3 separate regions of the Homo sapiens genome follow, and regions 1 and 3 are each linked to region 2. A link is a loop called in an ENCODE intact Hi-C map of the cell type or tissue named here. Cell type or tissue: heart left ventricle. All regions are shown on one strand. Each heading gives the region's core, and the rest is flanking DNA. Links, peaks and the distances in the headings are about the cores only. Region 1 has its middle 120 kb from the start of ZNF648. Region 2 has its middle 4.0 kb from the start of CACNA1E. Region 3 overlaps CACNA1E (calcium voltage-gated channel subunit alpha1 E).

Region 1 (6,598 bases), core at 1,492-3,991, 460 kb before region 2:
TAAATTCTAAGATTTGGCCACAATCTCTGACCAAAATGCAGTGGACTCAGCATCATAAGTCATTAAGAAAATGCTAATCATAACCACAATGAGCTACTCCTTCATACCCACTAGGATGACTAAAATAAGAAAAATATCAATTATTGGGCAGAATGTGGAGAAATGGTTGGACTATAGAATGATACAGCCACTTTGGAACACAGTTTGACAGTTCCTCAAAATGTTAAACATAGAGTTTTAATATACCATATAATACAGCAATTCAACTGGTAAAGGTATACAGCAAAGAGGAATAGTTTTTGTGTGTTTTTATTCATGCAAAAATTTGTGCACAATAGTTAATAGTAGCATTATTCATAATAACCCAAAAAGGAAACAATCCAAATGCCCATCAGCTAATGAACAGAGATAAATGCAGTAAATTCATGCAATGCAGTACTATTCCAGCCATAAAAAAGAATGAAGTATTTATTCTTGCTACAACATAGAAAAGACTTGAGAACATTTTGCTAAGTAAAAGAAGCCAGACAGTAAAGGCAACATATTATATAATTCCATATATATGAAATGTCCCTAACAGGAAAATCTATAGAGATAGAAAATACATGAGAGGTTTCTAAGATGGGAGTGGGGTGGGGGTCTAAGGAGATTAGGGAGTGATGGCTAATGGATATAGGTTTTCTTTTTGGAGTGATAAAAATGTCCTAAAATTAGATGGTAGTGATTATTACATAACTGACATACAAAAAACAATTATACACTTTAAAAAGGTAAATTTTAGGGTATGTGAATTATATCAATACAGCAGTTATAAAAATGTAATGCAACTAGAAATCGAGTATTTTTTAAAAGAATCATAAGAAACTTTTAAAAGCTTTTAATTTTTGGACAATAGAAAAAACTAAAACTTCAATAATTAGAATTTTAAAAAAATAGAACATTATATATAAAAACAAAGAATATAGCTAAATCTGTACCTTAAAGGGAAAATTCATGGTGTTAAGTAATTATAAAACAAGAAGTAATGAAATATATTTATCCAGGAAAACAAAAATCAAGAGACTATAAAACAGAAAAATGAAAGGCAGTAGGCCTGATAAATAAGTCCAACAACATGATCTTTGAAAGATCACTAAAATAGACAAACATCTGGAAAAGCAATAAGTCCTTTTCAATTTACTCTCCTTTGGTTACCCCAGGCTGTAGATCACATTTTTCACACTAGCTAGGGAAGAATCAAACTACCTTCAGTTCTTTTATGGACAAGGCATCGTATAAAACACAACTTAAAAGATTGTTCCTTTAACTATAAAGTAATTAAAATGGACATTTATCTGATTTTTCTATATTTTGACAGTAGAGAAACACCAGACAGATCCTCTACCCCTTTCCTCTCATAAAGCAAAGATTAGGTGACTCGTATCTGTCACAGAGTAGTCGGTGTCAGAGAGGGGATGAGTGTCAAGCCTTCTAGCCCCTTGGCTGTCATGCTCGCTTTTAAGTGGCTCCTAACCTTTATGGGGTTGGACAGTGTCATACAGAGCTTTGAAAACTAGAGGAAAGCTAAGCCTTCTCCCTAGAAAAAATATATCCACATCCCCTTGTTTACTATGCCAGTGAGGTTCTGTGCCACCCATGTGTCCCATTCGATACAGAAATGATGAGAGTACATAGTTGGACAGTCCAACTAAGCCTCTGAAACTTAAGTTTTTAAGTTTTCGGTTATTAAGTTTTTTAGTCTCAATACCCTTTTACACTCTTAAAATGAATATCCAGGACTCTAAAGAGCTTTAGTCTATGTGGGGGGGGGGGGGGTAACGTCTCTCAATACTTAACCATATTCAAAATTAGAAATTTTAAAAATGTTCATTAAAAATAACAATTCTTGGCCGGGCGCGGTGGATCACGCCTGTAATCCCAGCACTTTGGGAGGCCTAGGCGGGCGGATCACGAGGTCAGGAGGGCGAGACCATCCTGGCTAACACGGTGAAACCTCGTCTCTACTAAAAGTACAAAAAATTAGCTGGGCATGGTGGTGGGTGCATGTAGTCCCAGCTACTCCGGAGGCTGAGGCAGGAGAATGGTGTGAACCCGGGAGGCGGAGCTTGCAGCGAGCCGAGATCGCACCACTGCCCTCCAGCCTTGGCGACAGAGCGAGACTCCGTCTCAAAAAAAACCAAAAAAACAAAACAACAACAACAAAACCAATTATTACATACACATAATAACGTATTTCAATAAAATAACTGTATTTTCCAAAAAAGTAATAAATGACGTTTTTTAAATTTTGCAAATCTTTATAATATCTTGCTTAATAGAAGGCAGCTCCATTCTCATATCTGCCTCTGTTTGAGTCTCATATCTGCCTCTGAGGACAGTGTAGGTCACATAGCCCTGGGAAGACTCCAGTGTACCCTTATAAGGGAATAAGAAGCCAAAGGCGGAATATGTCTTAGTATTACTATAAAAATAATTCTGACTTTGCAAAATCCCTAAAAGGTTCTTGGGACTCCCTGGACCACACTTTGCGAACTGCTGCTCAAACTCTATAAAGCATTAAGCCTTCAAAAGGTTCGTAGACATTAAACAAAAAGAAAGAAAAAGGCTGCATACTCAAATGACATTGAGAAAACAGGTTTCCTTTTTTTAACTTTTAAGTTCAGAGGTACGTGTGCAGGTTTGTTATATGGGCAAGTTGCATATCACGGCGGCAGGGGGTGCTGGTTTACAGGTTATTTTGTCACCCAGGTAATAAGCATAGTACCCGATAGTTTTTGATCCTTTGCCTCCTCCCACCTTCCACCCTCAAGGACACAAGATCATGTCCTTTGTAGCAACACAGAAGGAGCTGGAGGCCGTTATCCTAAGCAAACCAACACAGGAACAGAAAACAGGTTTTTATACCACAGGACTTGTGAGGCTTCCTGTTCAGGAGCACTAGGAAAACTACAGGTGCAGAAAGATGGAGGAGCTACTGCATTACACAAGATTGCCATTGGATGGCACTGCGGTTCCAGTCACAGGCAACCGGAGGCTCTGCATCAGGAAATGGCCCCTAGCTTGTGGAGGTCCACATGCCCCAGAGAGCTGAACTTACACAGGACACTGTTTTTGCTTTTTTTTTTTTTTTTTTTTTAATAGTGATTAAAGGTTTTCAGAGAGGGCAACATAAGCACGTTTCTTCTCAGTCCAGTGGGTGTTTTCCCCTTCACCCCCAGTTGTGGGCTTTCAGGTTGTCAAAATCAACAGTGAGGTTTGAAAGTACCTTCCAAGTTCATGACTCAGATTAGGAATCTGAGAAAGTCAAATGTGGAGATGACAGAGGCCCTGACCACAAAACATTAGTTATATGTAAAGGTCATGAAGAAACCAAGATGTTCTCAGCTAATATTCCCAGATCTGGCTAATACTGAGTTAATTTTACAAGAGTAAAAAATTAACTGGACTCCCCGAGAATATCTGCATTGAAGAGGGCAGTGCACATGAGGAAAAAGCTGTCCTGAGAGACCAAGGGCTCAGAGAGATGAGGGCTCCCTTCAGGTGCTAATAGGCTCTGCAAGAAGCCACTCAAATGATGGGAGAGCCTGATGGTGGTGGAGGAGTGACACACACTCTGGTCCATGGTGAGGCACTCAGCCTGATGGCAGTGTGGGGGTGACACATGTCCTGGTTCATGGAAAGACACAGAGAGAACCTGATGGTGGTGCGGAGGTGACACCCTGGTCCATGTTGAGGCGCTCACACAGAGAGCCTGTTGGCAGTATGTGAGTGATACATGTTCTGGTGCATGCTGAGATGCTCACACAGGCAGCCTGAGGGTGGTGTGGAGGTGACACATGTTCTGGTCCATGGTGACATCCTCACAAAGAGTAAGCCACTGGTGAACCATGAGCCGTCACTATTTTTCTGGGTTCTGCTGCTCTGTGCCAGCTGTCTAGCCGTGAAATTGGCTCTGGCTAGAACATCAACATTCAGAGGGTGGAGAAGGCCTCAGAACAAAGGTCTGGAGAAGGTTAGTGGCTGGGATATTTTTCAGGGCTTCAGTGTAGCATCTGAAGAGTGTTGGGGGAGAGTGTAGGCTTGAGAGGCCAGCTCCTGCCAGGTCTCAAGGAAATCTAGGCAGGCTGTGGAAGTTGGTCTTTGTCTTAGGGGTGGTAGAGAGCTACTGAAGGGTTGTAAGTCAGTGCTCTTGGATTTGCTATGTTCCAAAATGTTAATTGCTGTGATATGGAGATACAATTCATAAGGTGGTCAGTGACTATTAAGAGAGACAGGTATATACGTATAACTGTTTATACTTTCCTTGTGCTAGTTATTAACATCAACTTATTTAATCCTCTTTTCCTCCCAGTGAGGTAGGAAGTATTATCACCTCTTCTCTCTAGATGGGGAGACTGAGGCACAGAGCATTTAAGGGACTTTCCCACCATCTCACAGTCAATAAATGGTAGAGCCAGGATTTGAACCCAGTGAGTCTGGTTCCAGCAGCTATTTAACTACCCCATTATACTTCCTCACTAATTAAAGGGGGAAATGGCCTTGGAGTGCTATAGCTAGTTTGGAGACATCACTTGGGTACAGTGGGAACCCAAAGGAAAAAATGTCAAATCCTATTGGTATTGGGGTAGAGAAAGAGAGGGTGCAGTAAGACAAAAATTCATAGCTTGTGCTGAATCTGCCAGTGGAGTTTGTGTTGATTAAGTATATTGTGGGGTGGAGGAGAAAAGTGGGGGGACACTTAGAAGAAGCAAGGCTCGTCTCAGTACTGCAGGTAGTTACCTTTGTCCAGAGTCTAAGGAACTTGTAGCCACAGGTAAAGCTGGCCTGGTGATGACAGGGCGACATACCCCATGCAAAGGAATTCATATTTGTTACTAGTAAGCTTAGGTTGTTAGAGTCAATCCATTATTTCATACACGTCGAGATCATTTAGAAGGCTGCCTTTTCCAAATATTAGCCTTTTTGGGGTTCTGACATGGAAACTTGATAAAAATGTCATCATCCAATTCATGGTTTAAAATACTGATTTGGGACAGAAATCAGTTAGGGCAGAACCCCTGAGCAAAGGACATAAACCACAGCTTATGGCTAATCAATCAGTTACATAGTCACCCCACCATATTGTCGCCTGGTCCACATCTTCGTCTTATTCATAGCAGCAGCAAGAAGACAAGTATTTAACTGAAATAAAGATATCCTGTGTGCTCAGCTTTCTTGTATCTTTCAATCTCATAATCACACTGGATAAGAAAGAGGGATTCTGGTGTAACTTCTTCATGAACCCATGTTGATTTTTTATGATTATTCCTTTTGTCAAAATTGTTCATTTTAAAGTCCATTCTAGAATTTTACCTGAACAATGAGCCATTGTTCTTTCTTCCTTCCAGAAACCAGACCAACATTTTTCCATTTTAATAGCCCAGCCGATCTTCCGTTTTCCATGGTTCGGTTTGAGATTTCTCACAAGGCCCTGGGAAGTGATCCATCTGGGTTGAGGGCATGCAAAGCCCTTCATGATCTGGATTCTGCTGGCCTCTCCCAGGTCTCCTAACTCTTCCACACTCCAACGCCCTAGGGCAACTCTGAGTGTATTCCCCACTGTGTCACATGTTGAGTATTTGTAAATACTTGAAGATGATTTCTTCCTTCTCTCCACCCAGGGAAATCTTTTTAAATTTAAATGTTATATGGGTTCTAAGAAGTCAAGTAGTTATAAGCCTTATTATGAAAAATAGCAGATTCCCGGCCTTCCCCTTCTCCATCCTTCTTTCCCACTTCCCAGAGGCAACCACTTTTGATTGCTCTTTGGGCATTTACCTCCAAATTGTTAAATAACATGTTTCTACTGCCGACCTCTTGATTTTTCATTTTAGGAATTATTAAATTCTCACTATGAAAGATGAAGAATTAGCTCTCTTTAACACCTCCCTCACCCACCTCCACAATTTTTTTTTCCAAACCTCCCAGTAGGCTTATATCATCATTTTAGTTAGATCTGTATTCAGTGTTTACATAATTATGACTGTATTCACAGCATGTCCATGTAGTGTAAAGGATGATTGCATTTTCTTTCTTGTACAACATTTAATATTCCTTGGAGTTAATAATTGTCTTATTTCTTCGTTTGTGCAGTTTTCTGTTCACCTACCACTAATTCCTACCTAGACATTCTTCCATATATGTACATTTCTTCTCAATATATTTAAACACATCAGATATTCCAAGAAGTTCATCTTCTTGGGAGCTTTCTAGATACTCTCTGTGCTTCCTCTCCAGTCTGTGCTACCTGCACTGCATGCCTGCTGAGCAGCTATCTTCCTCAGTTCCCTTCTTCATCATCTTAGAATTCTCTTTCCCCCCTTCCCCTCTCCTATGTTAGATTCCCTGTTTCCTGGATCCCATGTCATCTTGTCTTTATTTACTCCCTGTCTTTGTCAAACCATATCCTGAAGTAGCCTCCTGAGAAAGATGTATGGGTGATAAATGTTTTTGAAAACTTGCAAGCTGGAAGTATATTTATTCTGTTCTGACTTTTGATTGACAGTTTGTCTATGTATAGAATCCTAGATTGGAAATGATTTTTCTTCAGAGTTTTAAA
Region 2 (6,598 bases), core at 2,215-4,714:
GCGGCTGCGCCGCCGAGAGGGCGGGAGTGCGAGCGGGCGGGCGGCGAGCACCGGCGGGCGAGGAACAGGTTGCAGCCGAGCCTCGCGGCGGCCTGGCACCACACTTGTCCACAGACCGAACTTCCTCACTAACGGCTCAGTCTCCCTCTTCCCCGCAGGCAGCGCCCTCGGCGGAGCACTGGAGAAGATGCGGAAGGAGAATGGGGAGGCGAGGCAGAGGACAGCGAGCGGCGCGCAGAGGCGCAGCGAGGCGCGCAAGAGCGCTGGGAGAAGCGGGGGAGGAGCTGGCCAGGCGGGAGGGGCGGGGACGCAGCCGGAAGGCTGGAGGTTCCTGGAAGGTGAGGCTGGCTTGCCTTCTTGATTTATGTGGCCAAAGGGTAGCAGCCACCTCTGCAAAGGTCCAGTGAAGAGTCCCCTTTCCCCCAAGTAATGCCGAGAAGAGAGAGGCAGGTGCAGCCAGCGATGCGGCGGAGTCTCCGCAAGAGAGCGAGGGCCTGGCGTGGGGCGCACACGCACGCGCGTCTTGGGTCCCTGCAGAGAGGTGTCCCCAGTGCTGTGCCCTGTTCGGTGCCGGGAGCGGTGCCACGGGCCCGCCGCCGCCCTAGTAAGGTGTCGGGGCCTTTGCGCGCCTAGCGCCATGGCCGCGTCGCCGCTCCTCCGCACCTCCCAGGCTCCACGAACACGGCCAGGCATTTCCAAGTAGAGGGCAGAACCCTCTCCCCATCTCCCCACTTAGCACCTGGGAGGCCCCGTGGAGGAGGCTAGGACCTCTGGGGGTTCCACACTCTGCTGGTGGTGCTGGCTCCTGGCGGGAGCTTCTGCCCTCACGGGGCGGCCTCCCGGTTCCGCTGTAGGAAAGCCCTGCCCGACGTCTCCTGGAAGGGCCCTCCATGGTGAGTTATGGGCTAAAACTACCCTTCTCGAAATGCGAACAATCAGAAGGATCCTCCCGCCCCCCATCCTTTACTCCCAAATAAGCTCCACGGACTTTCTCAAACCCAACCCATTAATGTAGAAAAAAAAAAAAATAGAATTGGTATCTGAGCTGCAGAGGTGGGAAAGGTGGACTCCAAGCCCCAGGGAAAGAGCTCCTGTTTAGCCGCCAAGCCCTTCCCCACAGGTGACTGGTGGTTTGAACTGAGGGCAGGGACCAGCTGTCCCCTCCCATGTCCACACTAGCTGGGGCACACCGTCTTCTGTGTTTTCCTGCCTTGGCTCAACACATAGGCCTCTCCAAATCCTTCCAACCCGAACAATGGAAGGGAAGAAGGAAAGGAGGGGCTGAGGAAGGAAACAGACACTGACCAAAGCCCAGAGGTTGGAAACCATGGGTGAGTATGGCTTCACGCCTGTGAAGTGAGATTAACTGTTGAGAAGTGAGGTGATGTCTGAGTGCATGGCATGTGTGTTTCTACGGGTATGTGTCTGTCTGTGGGCAAGGCCCTGTGAGCACTGACATGTGTCTGTTGTGTGAGAATGTATGTGAGAGTGTGTGTGTGTGTGTGTGTGTGTGTGTGTGTGTGTAGGAAAATTCTCTACTGGAAATCCAAAGGAATGGTCTCAACATGTCCAGCCTGCTGCCCTTGGGGAAGGCATTTGACCTTTGGATTCAGGGGAGCCCATTTCAGGTGAAATTACTATTCAAGGTGAGTCAGCTGTAATTGTTACTTTGATTTCACATTACTGCCTTACTCTGTCCTTCCTCCTGCTTTAATCAGAGGGTCCTCTTCTGTCTGAATACCTAGTCAGTCGTGAAACGGAGGGAGGGTGGTGCTGTGAACCATGAAGTCCCATCAGCCAGTCACTTAGAACTAGTCCCAAGTGGCTATCTCGGTATCCCTGTAAACTACATAGGGTTAGAAAAAGGGCTTTCAGAAATTATTAAGTGTATGTCGCTCCTTTCAGACAGTACCATAATCCATAGCACAAAATTCATTCAAATCATTAGAGAAGTATCTTTGAGTCCCTTCCAGGTGCCAGGCACTGTTTTAGGCACTGAGGATACTATAATGAACAAGATGGGTGATGACATAAATCATGTAGCTTTTTACACTAGATTATACTAGATTGTATAACCTTGCAGGCCAGAAAGCTTCATGAACTTCACTCTCATGCTGTCACCTCACCCCTTTCCTTTGTGGTTCTGCCTCAGCAGGCTGGCGGCATACCTTCTCAATGCCCAGAATAAGCAGGGCTCACTAGCCTTTTACTTCCCAGACTTAGTTCTTGGAACATCAGAGATCCCCGACTTGTCTCTTCAGTGTTATCAGATGTCAGCAGAGATCCAGTATTCCACGTCCTGTATTCTCTTTGGCTGTTGTAATTCTTCAGAGACCTAGAATACTCAAGATGGGATACTACATGTGCAAATGCGACGACACACTGGAGTTGATATCTGCCTTCTTGCCTTCCAAGGAGACAGGAATCATAAATGCATAGGTTGGGAATTAATGTGGAATACCTTAGGGAGTTTCAGCACCTATGTGAGTTAAAAGGGATAATTCTTGGAGGGTGCAGCCAAAAAGGAAAGGGGCAAACATAATGGCATAAATGGCTTTGTGAAGAGACTTGGCCTAAGGGCAGCAGTGCTAGCAGGAAGACAGACTCTCATCTTCCACCCCCACCTGGCTGTCATAGCTCTTGAGAGCTTTGAGATCTATGAATTTCTATACTGGTTTCATACTCTCTAATCCCCCATTCTACCAGCCCCCAAGGCAGCTACAGTTGTTGTTTTTATTTTTTTTTATAGAGACGACGGTCTCACTATGTTGTCCTAGCTGGCAACTCCTAGGCTCAAGCAATCCACCTGCCTCAGCCTCCCAAAGTGCTAGCATGAGCCATTGCGCCCCGCCAGTGGCTACAATTTTAATGGTTGAATAATACATGTGTTTAATAGTTTTCAGTTTACATAAGCCCCACAGCTGAGCCTGACTCCAAACTTCTGAGGTGAGCCTGGTAACACATGTATCACGACCCTTGACAGACAAAGCAGCAGAGTTTCAGCAACGTTAAGCCGTTTGCCCACATCTGATAAGCGGCAGAGTGTGGACTTCTAACACATCTGACTTCCAATCTGCGGCTCTTTCTAAAACCCATGCTGCCCTTCAGGACAGCAATAGGGTAATTCTAAATTGTTTATCAAGAGAAGAAACTATACAATGACACTAAGCCTATGGAAATGCTATGCTTACCATCCTCAAATTGAATTTGATCAGAGGCCAAGTGTTCCTGGCACCATGCCCTCAATATCCAGGAGGATCCTCAGAAAAAGTTCATGACCAGAATACTGTAGTCATGCGGTATTGCATGACTTCATATGGGAATTTCTTCATATGGGAATTTGGTGGGCATTCTCCTTCCAGTGCCCCGAGTTCCACTGTCCTATTAAGGATCCACAAATGGAAATGTGGAAAATTAGCAATTAGTCATAACTCTGATTGGAAACCAGTCTGAAGACCATCTGAAAATCCCTTTCCAGTCTCAGAGGGACAGTAACTGTATTTTCCTGTTGTCAGAGCACCATCTACTGGTCACTGAGCACGAGTGCTTGGCAGCCCAGCACCCCATGCACCATGCCTCAGAGCTTAGATATTCCTAGGCTCTGACCTCTTGTCAACAGCCCTCTACTCCCCTATGGGACTTTGTTGAGGTACTAAATTTCACCACAATGCAGCCAGCCCATCTCACAGTAGTTGGAAAGTGCAGCCCCACACACACCCTCCCAAGTTAAGATGGGGTTACCAAATGCTCCACATGTTTTTCTGAAAGCAATGACCTGCAAAGTGGAAACCCAACAGGAGCTAAGGAAGCAAGTGGAAAACTTTCCTACTTTATAAAGCCCATGAAGACTATTACATTTCAAAGCATTTATCCTGCAGCCCCTCTACTGCAGTGTATCATCGAGCTGCAATCAGGTGTGAAGGGGACTGGTAGGTAGTCCCTCCAGCCTCTTCTGGAAAAGGCAGAAAACAAGGTGTCCACACTGCCCCAGATCAGGCAGCCTGTGGGAGTTTGTACTAAGACAGATGGACATGAGTGGCAAAGTTGGAGAAGCAGTTGGCCTATTACCCTCATTCTTAAGCTCTTCCCAGATCTGTCAGGCCTTGGGCCATCTTCATAAGAGATTTTTCACCCATCACTGAGAAGTCTGTGAATGTGGGCTTCATCCAAATGGCCTGTGCCCCTCCCACCAGGCCTGCTCCTTCATCTTCCCCCACCCTGCCAGTTACACTCAGATAGCTTATGCTTAAGTTATCAGAGCCCCTTTTGTTCTATTTTTCCTCCGTTGAGCTTTTCCAAGAAATAGACTCTTATGCAAAGCAGTGCTCTAAGGAACATAATGCAGAGAGGATTTGGGAGTGGGTTCTTAAGAAAAAAGTTGGCAGGAGACCATGTGCAAATGCATAGTGGAGCAGAGGAGCATTATGGCAATGCAGACATCTTGGGAGTCTGGTGGCTTTCACAATACCTCACAGCCCTTACTTGGGTGAAAACATAACTTCACATCCTTATGTAATGTCCGTCCCTAGAATCAGCATCTCTCAAACCTAAGCCTGAGAAGCCCCACACTCCAACATGCTATCAGCTAACCACAGGTCAGCAAAGTTGGTTTTAAAGTGTTTTAAAAACCATTCATTTATGACAACCCATCACTTCCTGGGTGCCAACCGTAATGTTTTCTCATTGCATCTTTGCAGAAGGACTGTGAGGCACATCCTGTTATCTGAACACCCAGAGAGTCAGGGACTTGTCCAAGTGCACAGAGCTAGGAAATAGCAGAGCTGGATCTCCTAATAATAAGGACAGGATTCTTCACAATATGTGACCATTATTAACATACTGCATGTCAAAATAATATTTTCCTTGCTTAAGAGTCAAGTTATAGGCAGGATCTTGAGCTTTAGAGAGGTAAGGCATGACCTTGAACCAGAGAGTCTCCCAGAGGGTTTAATTGTTAAGAATAATACCATTCTGCTCCACTGGGCTGTTGTGAAAATTAAGTTAGTTTATATGCATAAAGCTCTTAGATCAGTACCTTGCACACAATAAGTATGTGCTACGTAAGTACTTGTTATGTACATTTCACCTTCAGTAGCTGTGACCACGGTAACACACTGGAAACACTGCATGTCTACAGACTCTGTTTCTGAAAGCCAACTTCAGAAGTGCAGCCAGGGATGAACACACTCTGTTGTGCGGGGGATGGACAGAGGAGCAGAGACATGTAAGTGCCTGAGATCAGGTCAGAAAGAGGAATGGAGGAAAAAAGGAAAAAAAAATAGTAGAGACCAGTGTCTGGAGACCCAAAGGCCATGATACCTGAGAGAGCTGTGTGTTTGTTTACTTATTCATGAATTCATAAACCCATTTAACAAATACTCATTAATCCCCTTTGATGAGCCACACATTGTTCTCAGGGATTCTGGGGCTCAGAGATAAATTAGACACAGTCATAGCCTCTAAAAACTTACAGTTCAAAAGAGGAGAAGGGAAAACATACCCACAAAGGGCTCGAATACAAGGCGGGATGTGGAGTGCACCACAGGAGAGTACTGGGAGACAACAGAGCAGGGAGCCATCCCCTCCCACTGGAGGCAGCTGGAAAAGGGAAGAATACAAAAGAGATCTCTTTGAAGAGCTAGTTTATTGGAGGCATGGAGCAGCAGCCTGCAGCATGAATGTTTAGGATGTTTTGGGGGGTGGGGAGGGGGGCAGTACACAAGATGCATGGAGTTAATTAGTAAATCAGCATTTTTATTTTCTTTCAATGTATCTAGGATCACGAAGATTATAGCATTACCACTTCAAGCCTTTCTTTCCCATAAGATGAGGTCACCTTTCAGCCCAGAGAAAAGCCAAAAATATGCTTACCCTAATAGATATTAAGCTTTATTGGGAAAGTTGATTTGGAGGTTCGGAGTTTAGCCCCAGACAGCAAAGGATCCCATGCCCATCACTGTCTACCTCCCTTCCCACCCTCAGGGCCCAACCTTGCTGCTCAGCCAAGGCAAAGTGCAGCAGGAGGACTCAGCAGCGCCCCAGCTCCCACTGATGGGGGTGAGCAGAGGGTGAGAACAACCGGCAGGAGCACATCCATCCATCCACCCCCACGGCCTCTTGACTCAGAAAACACAACACAGCCCACACCTTGCAAAGCTCGTTCAGCCCGGGTGGGCTCAGGCCGATTGGTTCATTTAGCAGACATGCAGTGAGCACCTTCCACGTGTCAGGTATCATGTCAGGGGCTAGCCCAAAGGAGGCAGTGCCTAGGAGAAGGTGCCCAGGTTGGATTCGTGTCTTGCCTGGTCTTGATCCACTCCCTACATTTCACTCTTGAAGATAATGCCGCAGTAACAGAAAATGCAGCTCACAGCTGCAGTCAAGCCTAAAGGGGCCCTGAAGGCCCAGAGAAAGAGAATAAGATTCCACTGCACCCACCAATCCTGCCTCTCCAAGAACCCTTTGTGTTGGAATCATCAGCAGATTAAGCCACCACCTGTCCATCACCACACCCTCTCTCTCCCACTCTCTCCTACACTGAGCAGCTGGTTACACCCACCTAGTATAAAATAATCAAAGGGAAGAAGGCATTCCCATA
Region 3 (6,598 bases), core at 2,556-5,055, 200 kb before region 2:
CACACCACCATGCTCTGCTAATATTTTTTATTTTTAAAGTTTGTTGTCAAAATGAGGTTCCACAATGTTGCCCAGTCTGCTCAAGTGATTCTCCCCGCTCAGCCTCCCAAAGCACTGGAATTACAGGTGGACTTAACTTTAGAAGATCAGCCTCACCCGGACTTTGATGCCCTTCTGAACATGGATTTGTCAATTCTGCACACTTCTATGGCAAGTAACAGGTTGCCTGCCTGCCCTATGTTCCCAGGCCACTGTCCAGCCTGGCCTGCTGTTAGCCCAGCCACTGACAGGAGGAGGACAAAGATCTCAGAATCCCATCACTGCAGTGCCATCCTGATGGGTAATATGCCTTGTGAGTGTGGCCTCTCTGTCCTCCTGAGACCAAGCCAGCTCTAAGGACACTGGAAGTAACCGTTTGTGAAAGGATACCTTGTGGCCCATTTCCCTCTTTCACGTGTTTACATGGAGCTCCCTGGCATTATGTCCTTATCTGCCCCCTGGCTGCCCAGGAGCTCTGGCCCGAGTTTGCCTTCTTCTAATAGGACCTTTGCTCTGTGCATTTTCCGAGGGGCAGCAGAGTGTAGGACAAAGCACGTGAGCTTTGGATTAAGAGAGACCCAAGTGAAAAATCCTAGTCCCCAATTTACTAACTGGGGATCCTTGGGGAAGTATGCAAGGCTCCTGCAGTTCACATTCCACCATGGGTAATATGGAGAAACACAGCCTGTCATACTGAATTGTTGTAAGGAAGAGATAATATACAAAACCTAGCACATTGTAGTTATCCAATACATTTTGTTAACTTTCCGGCTATTCTTTTCCAGATTTCTTCATCGTTTACAACTCTACTCCCTATCTATTAAAATGACTCTGTCCTGTCTGAGTACCTCTCTCCTGGGACTCTGTCATCCTTAGGTGCCAGTAAGTGCGTCATGCAAAGGTGTGAAAGACCATGAGGAAGAAAATGTGGAACTTTCACCAGATATCATATTTGTAGTTATCTAGAGGCTCTTAAAAAGCCTTAACTCAAAGATAAAAATGAATAATAGAAAATTCATGTTTCACAGGAGGCTAGTTTAAGAGGTTCTTAATAGTTATGTGTTACTGAACATCTCTTATGTGCCAGGCACTGTGCTAAGTTCTTTGTATTCATTACATCATTTAATCAACAAAAACTCCATGAAATATTATGATCCCCACTTTCCAGGTGGAGAAACTAAGTCTGAGAAAGGTTAGAAAATGTGCCCAAGGTGACACAGCTAATTAAATGAAGAATGAGGATTTGAGCCCCGTAATCCAAAACAATGCTAAATTGCCTCCCTCTTTTCCTAAGAGGTCCTTCCAAAACCTTCAAATCAGGGTTGTTTTTGTATGTCTGTATTTACCCCAGCCTTTTCAAATCCTAATACCAGTATTCAGTGTGTCCTTGTTAGTTCAGTATGTCCTTGTTAGATACATACATGTTAGATAGATGTGCAGCAATACAATAAGAAAAGTTCTAACAGGCGGTTAACACTTTATAAACAGTACCTGTTTTATTATCATTATTGTTATTATATATAGCCCATTGCTACTGCTCCCAGACAGTGGTGCCTTTTCAGGTGAATGGTGACTTTGTTTCTGATTTCTCATTTATCTAGAAGATAACAACAAAAAAGCTCTTTTAAAAAAATAACATGCATCCTGATATCCAATCTCAAAGCCATGGTCTGGGTAGAATAAACACTCTCTCAGTCCTCTTTTAGAGACAGCCTATCCTAACTTCTGTGCTGGGCAAGTCTGCCACAGTTCAGAGTGGCTGGCAGAGGGGCACCACTAGAGCCCTCATGCTGGGGCCACTCAGAGTTCCTAGAAGATTAAAGTTGAAGAGGCAGCAGAGAACCCAGACAAGCAAGTGTCCTCATCCACAGAACAGGCCTGCAAGCTAATCTTCCCCAAATACTATGTCCCGCATGGTCATCCTGCCCCCTCCATCCAGCACCCACAGTAACTCTCCTGCCTTAATTCCCTCTGCTGTGAGGTCCTCCATGATCTAACCAGACCTAACTAAACCAATGATGTTCCCACCACTCTCATATTCAATATCGTTTTTATCCCACAAATAAATTAGGGCCTGCCTCAAAGTTGGGGATCATCCTGTTATTCCTAAAACTTCTCCCCCAAAACCCACTCTATGACACCCCTGGGCTTATATAAGTTCCAGCTACCTTTCAAAGCCCTGTTCAAATCTCACCTCTTCTACAAAACTGCTCTTACATGATAGAAACCACAGTGGTATCTCCAGCCCAGAATGCCTATTTCAGGGATCACCCATATGAAAAGATGTGGCAGGTTTCAGCTTTCTGTGGGAGGAAATAAGCCCCCAAGACAAAGGACCAGGTTTCATACTTCTTTTGAATTCTCCTGTGTTTGGTGATCAGGAAATTGCACACTAGCCAAGTGTACTATGAACATAATTTGTGTTTTGTGACTACTCTTTTCCAACTGACCTGCGATATAAATATCTAAGGTGCTAGAATTGCTGGATGTCTTGAAGGTGACAAAAATCACATCTGAGATTGTATTGTATCATTTAAAATTACATGTTTAAAGGGGGAAAAGACTTTCTAATCATGTATAGCAGTGCTGTGGGGATCAGTATACAATTTTCCTTTTATTCCCCTCCTGATTATGAAACCAGCTGAGACACGGGACATACTGGAGTTAGATAAATAAAGACAAAAAATAATCAGTTTCATTTCTGATAAAGCAAGTTGGAGAACATGACTTTAGATCTATCATCTATCTTCTAGATCTATCCTGAGTGTATACCCCAGAATTTTGAACCATCCAGTCATAGGAACAACCACAGAAGCCCAGTCCTACCCTATTACAGGGCACTGTCCCAGAAGCTACAAGCAAAAGGGAGTAGAGAAGATACGTTCCTGGAGGGCCGGCCAGTTCTAAAGAGGAGGAAGAAGCTGAGAGGAGCACAGCCAGTTCTTCTAAATCCATCTATTACAGTTCAGGAGGAATGAGCAAAGGATGATGACAAAGGCCTAAAAAGTGTTTTCTGGAGGAAGTTCTTCCACCAAGAAATATAACAGAGAAAAGGAGGTTCCCCTCACTGACTAATGGTTCTAAACTATAGGAAGCATTATGCAAATATTAACTACTTAAGTGGTTAACATCTGAAAGAAGCTAAAAACTTAATAGATTTAATCTTTGCTGATACACAGAACTCACACAATGATTTGCTTATTTCACTGAGAATTGCTGTCCTCCATAGGGGATATTAGTTCACTTATACATCATCCACTCAACTTGACATGTATTGCCAAACAGCTATTCGTTGGAGTCTAGCCGGAGCACATATATACTAAGGAGGGCTTCATGCTTCAGCTGGAACTAAGCACTCATTCATTCAACATATATTAATTACTGTGTGCCAGACACAGAGCTTGGTGGTAGAGACATCATAATGTACACCCTAGATAGTCTCGTGGGCAACAATATCAAACAAGCACAAGGGGGCAGCAGGATCCCCACATTCAACCAGTTCTCAGAACAAGTGCCTTAACTGATGGATTGGCTCAGATGCTGTTAAACACCGATTATATTATGGAAACATATGTAGTGCAACGTCCTGGCCATTATAATGAGGAAAACATGAACACGACTTGAACCAGGACAAGGGATACCAAGGGATATCTTCATTAAAATACACTTTTAATAATAAATAATTCTAAGATGCTGTGGGTGCATTTCCAATTTGAGTATGGTGGGCAAAAACATCATTACCTACAAATCCTTCTTGGCTTTCACATTCTGCACTTCTCAATGCTTCCTTCTTTTGTATAAGCCTCGCACAGCTCTGGGACACTTTGCTGGGGAGAAGAGCCTTATAGTTCTAACGAGTGCCCAATAATGGGGATTTTACATTCTATACCATGGTGGTAAGAGTGACACAGCACACACTGTCGCTTGGGCTACAGTGAAATTCATTGAAAAGAGTAAAGCTGAGCTATAAGAAAGGGCGGGTGGGAGGGAGGAAAGGGAGGAGAAACGGAGCAGGAAGACAGCCTGGCTTGCAATGGGTTCTCAAGCACAATGCACTTCACACACAATGCATGAGGTCTTTTTTGTCAAAATCCCTTAGCTGCGCATTGTCCAGAGCCCGGGAGGCTGCAAAGGCATTCCAACCCCTGACGGCAATCCCGCAGGCTCTGCCCAGGTCAGCCAGGAGCAAGCAGCTTTGACACTCCCAACACACAGAGGGTGACAAGAAGGGCTCACAGCCTCTTCAGATGTATCCTTTGCTTCATGATCACTGTTTTATTATTTTTATTATTTTAATTCTTTCCCTTTTGAGCTTCTCTGCCTTCCCATGCAAAACTGGTTCAGAGATGCCACTTTTGGAGCTCATTATGTTGTCATGGCAACTAGAATTTTCAAAGTTTATTTCTCCTCCTCTTCTCTCCTCCATGAACTCTCCTTCCCCATCCCCTTCTCTTAACACATATACGTTTTGCATAAGAAACAAAACATGGAAGAAAATAAGACCTATAGCAGCACCATCAGGTAAATTTTTTCTCACACGCTATTTTCTCACACGCTCTTAGCACAGCATGTCCCTACTGGGTACGTGAAATTACCCCTGTTCCCACTGTCTCCAATTAATATTCTTAGACTCCCAGTCACCCATGATGTTTCGGAGCAAGGCCTTGGGTAGCAGCCATCAGCTGTGCCTCCTCCTCTTTTCCTCCTCCTCTCTTCCTGCAGAGAGAAGCAGATATATTCCTTCCTGCTTATATAAACCACGAACATGCTGTGTCTTATTTGTCATTTGTTAGTCCCTGAAAACAACAACAACTGTGGATGAGGGAAAGTGAAAACACCTCAGATGCACTTCACAGGGGATCTCTCTGGAGACTGGAGGAATTACAGTTGGCAAAACAAAAGGAAAGGAAATCCCCAAAGAAAATTTGCTAAATTGATTGTTTAATTATAACACTAACCTTTGCTATCAAAGACCAGGTGAGACAGAGAGGGAAAAGGAATCGAAACAGGAATGAGAGAGCCTGAACTTCCACACTGAACATAAGCCACCTAAGAAAGGCAGTCACCCTGCCACCTGGGGGACACTCATGCCCTGGCACGCTGAGCTGGCACCTGCAGGTGAAATGCTTGTTTGGTCCACAGAGCTGCTAGAGGGGTGGCACTCTGCAGACCTCTGCTCTCTCTGTGCTGGGGTGTAGAGAGAGACTTGAGAGAGATGGTCAGGTCAAGCCTGTGGCAGAGTCCCTCTGTCCCCCTGAGAGCCCACACCCCTGCTGCACTGCCCTCGCAGGAAGAGGTCAGATAACTGGCCCAGAAAACATGGGAATTCGCAGCTGAGGGGGCATGGAACATTCAGATGAGGCCTGGTCCATATTAGGGGGACTGTGTCCAGGGGCTCTAAGACAGAATGACCCTCTGGCTACTGAGATCCAGTATTTTTAATTTATGGGTCTACTGAATTTAAGATTAAACTCTGTGACATCAGACATGATCAATGAGTATTTTAATTGAGACTCTGCTTATTCTTTTTTTTTTTTTTTTTTTTTTTTTTGAGATGGAGTCTTGCTCTGTCACCCACACTGGAGTGCACAGTGGCGCGATCTCGGCTCACTGCAAGCTCCGCCTCCCAGGTTCACGCCATTCTGCTGCCTCAGCCTCCCCAGCAGCTGGGACTAGAGGCGCACGCTGCCATGCCTGGCTAATTTTTTTTTTTTTTTTTTTTGTATTTTTAGTAGAGACGGGGTTTTACCGTGTTAGCCAGGATGGTCTCGATCTCCTGACCTCGTGATCCGCCCGCCTTGGCCTCTCAAGGTGCTAGGATTATAGGCATGAGCCACCGCGCCCAGCCCTCTGCTTACTTATTCTATCATTTATCATTGGTAGCATAAGGAGAGCCCCAACTGCTTAGGTCATAAAAGCTCCAGACTCTTGTATTGCCTAAATTGGCCCTAACAGGATTAGCTGTGTGGCTGGGGAACTGAACAATAATAACGGGAACATGGTACTCTACACTGAGGAGCAGGGTGAAGGGCAGCAAGGCTGTGCAGGACAAATGCACGCTGGGAGCTGGGATAAAATAAAATGGTGGTTATATTGAGGAGAAAGAGGCAACGAACGAGAGCTGGCAGAGCGGGTGTTGGGGTGTGCACTGCTGGGTGGGGTTGGGAGGAGGAAACTGTGTTTCAGGAGAGGGGTGGGGTCATGTCGACTGTAATTTCCAGGACTCTAGCTGCCATGTGGGTTGGGACAGGAATGTCCTGCCCAGCCCATGGCTTCCATCCGCTGGCCCTATAAGGGATGTCCTCTTTCTGGGCAGTGGACCATCTGCTCTCCGGCTCACTCTAGTCCTGAATTCTGTTGTCACTCTGCTTCTTCTAACTCACTCACCTTGGAAAAGCTGTTCCTGGCACATAGTAGGTGCTCCACAAATGTTGAATGAATGATCTACTCCTTGAATGTGGAGCAAGAGCATATGCTCTGGATGCCACCCCATATCCCCTCGGGCCACCTCTGGGTTCTGCAGCTGCAGTGGACAGGACTTAAACACTCACACAGGTAT

The links. A loop is a pair of places that touch in the nucleus more often than their neighbours do. Peaks named below come from ENCODE experiments on the same cell type or tissue, not always from the same donor. Only the 100,000 strongest peaks of a DNase experiment are listed, where the experiment ranks them.
Region 1: it touches region 2 in a loop (11-fold over the local background); 58 of 110 quality-filtered maps call a loop at or near these places.
Region 3: a loop joins it to region 2, with 28 times the contacts of the local background. A loop is called at or near these places in 70 of 110 quality-filtered maps.

Annotation. Positions count from the first base shown.
Region 1 is chr1:181,933,554-181,940,151 of GRCh38, reverse strand. No RefSeq gene overlaps it. Among named protein-coding and RNA genes, the nearest start is that of ZNF648, 120 kb to the left of the region's middle. In heart left ventricle, for the core only: a CTCF peak has its summit at 2,988 (motif pointing right); no DNase peak of the experiment used is centred there.
Region 2 is chr1:181,476,262-181,482,859 of GRCh38, reverse strand. It overlaps a transcript of CACNA1E not described here. Among named protein-coding and RNA genes, the nearest start is that of CACNA1E, 4.0 kb to the left of the region's middle. RefSeq lists silencers at 1-118, 159-288 and enhancers at 439-568, 620-1,152. In heart left ventricle, for the core only: a CTCF peak has its summit at 3,527 (motif pointing left); no DNase peak of the experiment used is centred there; H3K27me3 peaks cover 2,183 bases.
Region 3 is chr1:181,673,387-181,679,984 of GRCh38, reverse strand. All of the region lies in intron 7 of CACNA1E (calcium voltage-gated channel subunit alpha1 E), which reads right to left. Among named protein-coding and RNA genes, the nearest start is that of CACNA1E, 190 kb to the right of the region's middle. In heart left ventricle, for the core only: a CTCF peak has its summit at 3,493 (motif pointing right); no DNase peak of the experiment used is centred there; H3K27me3 peaks cover 987 bases.